Regions from separate parts of the Homo sapiens genome. Here region 1 is linked to region 2. Evidence: chromatin contacts called from ENCODE Hi-C or POLR2A ChIA-PET data. All regions are on one chromosome and are shown on one strand. The core of a region is the stretch at or near the end of the contact, and the rest is flanking DNA. Distances in the headings are between cores, read along the strand shown.

Region 1 (4,313 bases), core at 1,136-3,635, 250 kb after region 2:
CAAATTGTCTATTGTAGCAAAAATGTTTTTGTCGTAAACCTGTTTTGTCTCCTTTTTTTGTTCTCTTGCCACTTCTCTCCTCTTCCTCCTGCCCCTGGTTCCCTCCTCTCCTCCCACCCCCACAACCAGTACCAATGTACATAGTAATTGTAATGTTTTAGACTTTACAGAAACTTTCCTGTATTCTGTATATAAAAAACAAAAATACTTCAAATTGTTTTCTGACTGTCTGTCCTACCTGTCATCACCCTTAGAGGAGACCCTCCCCTAGATCTGGGTCTAGCAGGTGGGGGGCCTTTTGAACAGGTCTCATTCCCATAGGGAAGTTTGGTAGGGGAGGTGTTGGAGAAAAGTGAGCCAGGGTGGGTGGATGACAATGGAATGACATGGGTGCGTCTGCTGGCCCGGGGGGAGCTGTTTCTCCAGAGAACCCTGACTGATAGTGGAATCTAGTCTTGACCTGTCACTTCTAGTCATGTGATCTGCAGTCACACTTCTCTACAACTGCTATTCCTCATCAAAAAACGAGTCTGCTGCATTACCTTAATTCTCAAGTCCCGGGGACCTTCATTAAACCAAATTCCATGCTTTCCTCCCAGATCTTAGTGAAAAACTCTCCAGGAAGTTTTCCTGAGGTCAGCCTCCTCAGATGGAGAGCACCTCTGTGTATATTCCAGCACTGTTTGTGTAGGTGCATCTGCTTGTGTGTCAGGATTTTGCCTTAGGGATAGAAAATGAATATTCTACCCCCAGCCTCATCCCACAGCATCTACAATGGAAACCCGAATCCGCAGTGCAGCTAAATAGGAAACTGGCCCTGGAATCTGAGGTCTGTCCCTGACTTTCATCTGCCCATGCAGGCGTCATCACTCTGCTCCCGGTGCCCTAATGGGCTTTTTGAACTCCCTAAGGACAGAAACTTGTATATCTTCCACTCGGAATTTCCAAGTCTAACTACACTGCTGGGCACACCATAAGTGCCAAATACCAGGTTCTAAATTGTACTGAATGTATCAGGCAACGGCCTTCTGCCCTGGAATGGTCTTACCCATTTGTTCCTAGCCAGCCCCACCCTTCCTGCCATCATGGTCACTTGTAATTGAGTGATGGAGCTTCTCTGCCTGTCTCTTATCACCTATGAGAACCATTCCAAAGGCAAATTTCCTCCTGAAAGGCAATAACAGATTTTACTCTCTATCTCTTCCTGCTTCCCTTCAGCCATGGAAGGCACTAGTGGGGTTGAGGTAGGGAGATACAGAGGGGGAATGAAGGAGTGAATTCTGACACCCCTTAACTGCCTGTGCCACCTTTAACAGTGTCCTCTCTAGCCTGTGTGGGGAGAACACGGAAGAATCCTAGAAGCTGGGGGCTGGATGTGAAGATAAGAAAACGAAGGATTTGGCCCAGTGCAGAGGCTCACACCTGTAATCCCAGCACTTTGAGAGGCTGAGGCAGGTGGGTCACTTAAGGTCAGAAGTTTGAGACCAACCTGGCCAACATAGTGAAAACCCTTCTCTACTAAAATACAAAAATTAGCCGGGTGTGGTGTCACACACCTGTGATCCCAGCTACTCTGGATTCTGAGGCAGGAGAATTGCTTGAACCCGGGAAGCGGAGGTTGCAGTGAGCCGGGATCACGCCACTGCACTCCAGCCTGGGCAACGAGAGTGAAACTCCGTCTCAAAAGAAAGAAAGAAAGGAAAGAAGGAAGGAAGGGAGGGAGGGAAGGAAGGAAGGAAGGAAGGGAGGAAGGAAGGAAGGGAAGGAAGGAAGGAAGGAAGGAAGGAAGGAAAGGAAAGGAAGGAAAGGAGAAGGATTTGTGCAGAAGGGAAGGAAGGAGAAGGATTTGTTCTTAGAGGGAAAAGCATCTAGGACTAGACTCAAAGACACACGTGTATTCATGTACACACCTAACTTCAGAAGGGAGGGACTGTGCTACATACACCTCGAGTAAACATATGGAGATATGCAAGCACATGCACTGGCAGAGACTACAGATGCAGGCACATACCTGGAGGGACTCTGCCAGAATGCACACAAACACCTACAAGGTGCTTACAGGAGCTCACACACAGGATCCAGAGGCACGCACACAACCCAAAGGGTGATCCTCAGGGACATGGGCACATACACACCTAGAGATCATTCACATACAAGCGTTGCAGATGCATGCACATACCTAGCGTGCACTCACAGGGTGTACGTGGACACACACACCCAGGAGTTCACACAGGCACACACCTAGGGGGCGCTCCCAGGGCCCAAGCGCACACACTCACCTCAAAGGTGTCCACAGAGGCACACGCCCCCAGGACGCCGACGCACGCCTAGGGGGCGCTCGCAGGGCCGGCGCGCACCCGCACGCGCACACGCCCCTGCCCAGCCTCCTGCCCGCCTCCGCCTTCGGAGGCTGACGCGCCCGGGCGCCGTTCCAGGCCTGTGCAGGGCGGATCGGCAGCCGCCTGGCGGCGATCCAGGGCGGTGCGGGGCCTGGGCGGGAGCCGGGAGGCGCGGCCGGCATGGAGGCGCTGCTGCTGGGCGCGGGGTTGCTGCTGGGCGCTTACGTGCTTGTCTACTACAACCTGGTGAAGGCCCCGCCGTGCGGCGGCATGGGCAACCTGCGGGGCCGCACGGCCGTGGTCACGGGTGAGTGCGGAGGCGGGTGAGTGCGAGCTGGCGGGGCGCGCGGAGAGGAGGCCGGGCCGGCGGTAGCAGCGGCCCGCCGGGCTCAGCTCAGCTCGGCTCCCGCCCGCGGTCCGCAGGCGCCAACAGCGGCATCGGAAAGATGACGGCGCTGGAGCTGGCGCGCCGGGGAGCGCGCGTGGTGCTGGCCTGCCGCAGCCAGGAGCGCGGGGAGGCGGCTGCCTTCGACCTCCGCCAGGTGAGAGGCAGCGGGGGCGCGTGGGACGGTGAGCCGAGAACCCGCCGGGACACAGAGAAGCCAGCAAAGGGGCTGCGGAGGATCCGGGTCCAGGGAGGAGAGCGCGGCGCGGGCGGCTGAGCGCGAAGAGGGAGTGCACGGAGCGCTGGGGTCACCCGAGGAAGGCGCACCAGAGCCGAGTGGGGGAGGGGCTTCCTGAAGGCCGTAATTGCAGTTCTGAGACGTTTAAGCATCAGTAGAAGTTGGGTTAATGATCAGTAGGAAAGGGAACAGCAGAGGGCACAGCATAAGCAAAGGCTCTGAGGCAAAGAGAGCTGGACTGATCTGAAAAACTGAGAAAAAGATTTAATGAGGCTGGAGCACAAAGTATGAGGAAGATGGGCAAATGAGGGGGCTGGAGAACATTCTAGAGCCTATTGAGAAGCTTGGATTTTATAGATTGGGCAGCAGAGACCAGTGGAGACCATGAACAGCCCTCAGTAGGCTCCGGACTGTCAGAATAGCCTTTGGAAGGAACTCCTTTGTGGCTGCGTGGTGCCTGGAGTGGGGGGGCAAGAGCGGGAGAGAGGAGACCAGTGAGAAGTTACAGATTTTAGGGTAAATGGTAATGGGGAAAGGAGGTGATAATAATAATAGCAAGTACCTACCCAGTGCTGCTAGAGTGTATTTTACACGTTAACTCCTTTCATCCTCACAAAAGCTCAGTGAGATTGGGACTGTTGTTATTATTATTCCCTTTACGCAGTGAGAGAACTGAGACCCAGAGAGATTAAGTATCTTGCCCAAGGTCACACTTTAGTAAAAGGCAAAGTCAGGATTTGAATCCACACACTTATCTAGTACACTCTAAGACACAGGGGCAGATTTTAGTAAACAGTAGGAGATGGACTCTCAGAATTTGGTGCCTGGGGAGAGGGAAGAGGAGAGAGATGCCTGGTGACAAGCCCAGCCCTTGCCTCTCCACAGGAGAGTGGGAACAATGAGGTCATCTTCATGGCCTTGGACTTGGCCAGTCTGGCCTCGGTGCGGGCCTTTGCCACTGCCTTTCTGAGCTCTGAGCCACGGTTGGACATCCTCATCCACAATGCCGGTGAGGGGCAGCAGGCCCTGCGTGGGGGTGGGGTGGCGGGTGGCCAGGGGCAACTGCCCCCTCCAGCGGGGGCCCTGCTGGGGCCAGTGGACACATGGGAAGGATGCCCCCTTCTCCCATCTCATAGATAGGGATGCCAAGGCTGCAGAGCTCCTTCTGGAGCAGCCGCTCACATTTAGCCTCTGCCCCAGGTATCAGTTCCTGTGGCCGGACCCGTGAGGCGTTTAACCTGCTGCTTCGGGTGAACCATATCGGTCCCTTTCTGCTGACACATCTGCTGCTGCCTTGCCTGAAGGCATGTGCCCCTAGCCGCGTGGTGGTGGTAGCCTCAGCTGCCCACTG
Region 2 (4,164 bases), core at 1,407-3,906:
GGCCTGGGACGCCTTGGGGTGGGAGTAGGTTTCCATTCAGTCTTGGCTTCTGCTCCCAGCTGGGTATTAAATTGTGACTACAGTCCCCTCCTCCACCTCTTTTGGAGGCCTAGGGAACAAGGCAAGGCATGTGTGGATAGGAGTCTAAGCAGACTCTGGGGTGAGGAAGGGAGACAACAGCAGGTAGGCGGGGGCATCATCTGAAGGAGGCATTGGTAGAGGGACCAGGACACACTGAAAGGGAACCTCTAGACCAGACCTGCCCAACAGAACAATTTGCAAGGGTAGAAATGGTCTATAATGCTATCCAACTTAGTAGGAACTGAACCTTAAATTTTATTTGATTTTAATTTAATCAGAAGTATCCTCATTGTTTCCATTTAACTGGAATTTTTTCTGAGACGGGGTCTTGCTCTGTCACCCAGGCTAGAGTGCAGTGGCACCATCACAGTTCACTGCAGCGAACTCTTGGGCTTGAGTGATCCTCCCACCTCCCCCTCCCAAGTTGCTGGGACCACACTTGGCTAATTAAAAAAAAATTTTTTTTGTAGAGACGGGGTCTCACTATGTTGCCCAGGCTGGTCTTGTGTTAACAACACCTTTGCAACCACAGCAACTCCTGACCTGTGGGCCCTTGCCTGGGGCCCCCTCTCTCCTCCTTTCTTCCTCCTCTCTCCTCCCCAGATGAGCTGAAAGCAATTCCTGCAGCCAAAACTAGCCCTTCCAACCAACTTCATGTTTGACAAGCATCTGTTTCTACAGCAACAATAAGAGCTACAGTTTTGGGATTTTGAAGAAAATGGGCGGGACAAAGGGTAGAGGATCCTCTATAGGGTCTTTCAAAGGCACAGAAGAGAGACCTCAAAATCAGTCATCAAAGGAAGACAAGCGATCTTGCTGCCTAGACCTCCCAAAATGTTGGGATTATGGGCATGAGCCATAACACCCGGCCAGCTTCAATTTGAATAGCCACTCATGGCTAGTAGCTACCATATTGAACAGTACGGCTCTAAACAGCTCCCAGAAAGAAATAGTTGGGTGTTCTTGAAGGTTTGTTTCCTCCTTCAGAGTCCCCCTGGTAAGGCAGGGGATGGTGGCATTTCCCCTTCCTCTCAAGAAGGAAGAGCTGTCCTCTCTGGCAATTTCTACACCTCAACCACCACCAGCTCTGGAATCCTAATGCCCCAGGGCCAGCAGGTCCCTGGCTGTGTGCCACCACAACTGGGGCAGCGCTTCCTTTCCTCGCCAAGGATGTCTTCTGCCCAGCTTTGTAACACACAGGTACTCACATGCCCCAGTGGATTTGGCCCAGGCTGTTAGCACAGAGGTGGTGGGTTGGTAGGCAAGGTAGAGGCTTTTGCTTCTTCCTGTTTCTATGGACATAGGGTTTGTGCTTTATTTTTTACTTCAGAGGGTTTTAGAAACAGGCCCAATAGGGGCTCCAGAGGTGAACACACAGATTCTCAAATATTTATTGGATGTCCAGTGTTACGAGGAACCTGAGGCTTGTCTAGAAGAACTTCTCTGACTTTGAGAATAAGCACCACAGGCCTCCATCTCTCACACCCAGGAAGACCTTACTGATATTTTATTTAAATTGCTGTGGCTGACCCTTAAGCTGGCTTCCTTTTTTTTCTTCTGTGGAAATGGAGAAGAGTTGTCATTTATATGAAAAAGAGAACAATGCTTCATTATGTTTATTCCCTCCTGTCTACCAGAGGGGGTGGATAGGAGAACATAGTGCATGTGGTACATTTAGGAGACCCAGAAGTGACCCAAGTCCTGATGAGATGTGGGGCAGGGCTGTGGAGGATTTTGGGAAAGGATCCTCAAGGCTGGCTCATGGCTTTGGGCCTTGGGGGAGCTTGGCAAAGCAGAGGCAATTTGGAAGTCCCCGGGGGCCATGAGGAAATCCCCAGCAGCTGAGAGACCTCAGAGAGCAGCAGGCCTGCTGTCGGGCCAGTCAGGTGGTCCCTGCAGTCGGCCGCATATGCCTGCCTAGTCTTTGGGGATTGACTCAGGGTCTTGGCAGAGAGGACAAGCCCAGGCGTCCCTACTTGGGCTCTGTGCCCGAAAAGGTGTGGTGGCACATGGCTCTGAGCAAACTGATGGGTGTGCCAATGCAGGGACTGGGTGGGTGTAGGGGCTGGGGGGAGTGTCAGAGCCCCAAGCCTCGGCGACCACCTCTGGGGCAGTGATCTGTGGCTCGCCGTCCCATACCCACTGACCTTCCTGATTGCTTGTCTCTAGACAAGCCCCTCTCTAGAACAGGCTTTCCTGGCGTCTTTTGACCTTGCATTCATGTATTCATTCATTTATTCCATCAATAAGCATTTACTGAATGCCTACTATATGTAGGAACTGTTTTAGGTTCTGGGGATAGAGCGGTGATAAAAACAAAGTGGGCACCGAGCTCATCCCTGCCTCTTCTTGCCCTACGCGTCCTGGGGACGGCGAGAGGCCATCTTGCCGCCGCAGCCCCCTCGGGCCGGAGCTCCTGGGGGACGCCTCCTGGGGGTGGGGCCTGGAGGCCGGCCTGGCGGAGGTGAAAGCGGCCCCAGCAAAGCGGGAGGGTAGATGAGAAGGGGGCTGCCACCCTCTGCTGGGCGCCAGCGGCGCTGCAGGGCGGAGCTTCCAGGGCTCTAGGCGCATGTGCTGGGCTTGGCCCCACCCCCTTGGCCCCGCCCAGGCTCCGGCTGGCCGGTGGGCCAACCCGGGAAGTGCCGCCCCGGGCCTGGGGCTGACTCGGCCCTCACAGAGCCTGACCCGTGCGTAGGGTGCTGAGTGGCTGGGGTGGCCCTGGGCATGCGCCGTTGGTCACTCCAGGTTTCCTCTCAGCCCTCCTTCTCCTCTCTGAGACCATCCCTAGGCTTCTTAAAGGGAGTCTGCCCTATAACCCTTCAGAATCCACTGGCTATCGGCACTGGTAGAATTTCATAAAAAATCTTGGCACCTCAATACCAATCGCTGTCTCCTAACACTACTGTTTCATACGAGGTGACATTTTGTTACTTACACACACACACACACACACACACACACACACACAAAAGAATAAAGGATAATTCCTCCCAAGAAAGGGAAGGGACTCCTGCGCTGGCATTTTCTTTGAGACAGGTGTAGACTCTAGTACTGGCCCTAGGGCTGGTGCTGAGGACCTCTGAAGTGGTCATCCTGGAAGTGCACCTGCCACCCTAGTGGCTGGGCCCTCCCACTTCAAAAGCAAGTGCTCCAGGCCCTCCTGGCCCTGAGCTCTGAGTGCTTTAAACAGGACTCTCCCCAACTCCCTAAATATAGTTCTATTATTGACACTTTACACACCGCAAATTTGTAATACAAGGATCATATAATTAGTACCCATTTATGGCAACAGTGCTTATAGACTTTTTTTTAGGAGTTTTGATTTACAGGGGAACTAGAGGGACAAATGGGGTCAGAGAAGTATTCTTTTGTTAAGATATATTTTGTTAAGATATATATATCTCATTGTTAAGATATATCTTAACAAAATATATCTTCCCAAGCTTTAAACCTTGGTATCTTTCCTTACTTTTCTCAATCTCCACCCAGACCCGCTTGTGCCCATTTCCCATCCTTCCCCAAATAGTCACCAAGTCCAGCTTATTTTTTCTCTTGAGTCACCCTCTCTTCCCCATCAACTGCCAGAATCCTAGGCAGACCCTTCTTATCTCTCATTTGGCATCACCTTTTACCTTGACTTCCTTTTTTTTTTTTTTTTTTTGTCACCCAGGCTGGAGTGCAGTGGCATGGTCGTAGCTCACTGTAATCTGTAACCTTGAACTCCTGGGCTCAAGTGATTGATCCTCCCACCTCAGCCTCTGAAGTAGCTAAGACTACAGTTGCAGGCCACCACGCCTGGCTAATTTTTAAATTTTTTGTAGACGGGTCTCTGTGTTTCCCAGGCTGGTCTTGAACTCCTGGTCTGAAGTGATCCTCCTGCCTCTGCCTTCCAAAGTTTTGGGATTACAGGTATGAGCCACCATGCCTGACTACCTTGACTTTCTAATGTTCTTTCACCTTCCAGCCTCCTTTCTCCTCCTCTTGCATCCTGTTAGCTCAGAATGTTTTTTGGTTTTTGTTTTTTGTTTTTAGGCAGGGTCTCTCACTCTGTCACCCAGGCTGGAGTGCAGTGGTGTGATCATG

Evidence for each region. A loop is a pair of places that touch in the nucleus more often than their neighbours do. ChIA-PET counts read pairs that join two places held with the same protein, here RNA polymerase II (POLR2A). Pooled maps may share reads with other maps.
Region 1: a loop to region 2 is called in a pooled map, with 2.4 times the contacts of the local background. The contact joins the promoter of DHRS13 here to the enhancer-like site in region 2. A Hi-C loop is called at or near these places in 1 of 37 single-sample maps with no recorded cell type and 6 of 50 pooled maps. POLR2A ChIA-PET finds 5 or more read pairs at or near these places in 2 of 52 experiments (activated B cell and activated T-cell).

The regions. Positions count from the first base shown.
Region 1 is chr17:28,901,151-28,905,463 of GRCh38, reverse strand. DHRS13 (dehydrogenase/reductase 13) reads left to right here and starts at 2,385. Exons shown (of 5, transcript NM_144683.4): 1 at 2,385-2,646; 2 at 2,763-2,881; 3 at 3,848-3,971; 4 at 4,163-4,313. The coding sequence starts at 2,520. PHF12 (PHD finger protein 12) reads left to right here. Exons shown (of 15, transcript NM_001033561.2): 15 at 1-214. RefSeq lists silencers at 2,163-2,792, 3,294-3,486.
Region 2 is chr17:29,147,468-29,151,631 of GRCh38, reverse strand. The region is part of intron 2 of MYO18A (myosin XVIIIA); the gene reads left to right. The region is part of intron 1 of LOC124903967 (a long non-coding RNA gene); the gene reads right to left. Among named protein-coding and RNA genes, the nearest start is that of MYO18A, 31 kb to the left of the region's middle. RefSeq lists enhancers at 1,737-1,786, 1,807-1,996 and a silencer at 2,377-2,856. Within about 2 kb of position 2,656, at least 39 of the 41 ENCODE cell types and tissues checked have a DNase peak (open chromatin) inside an H3K27ac peak, as active enhancers do.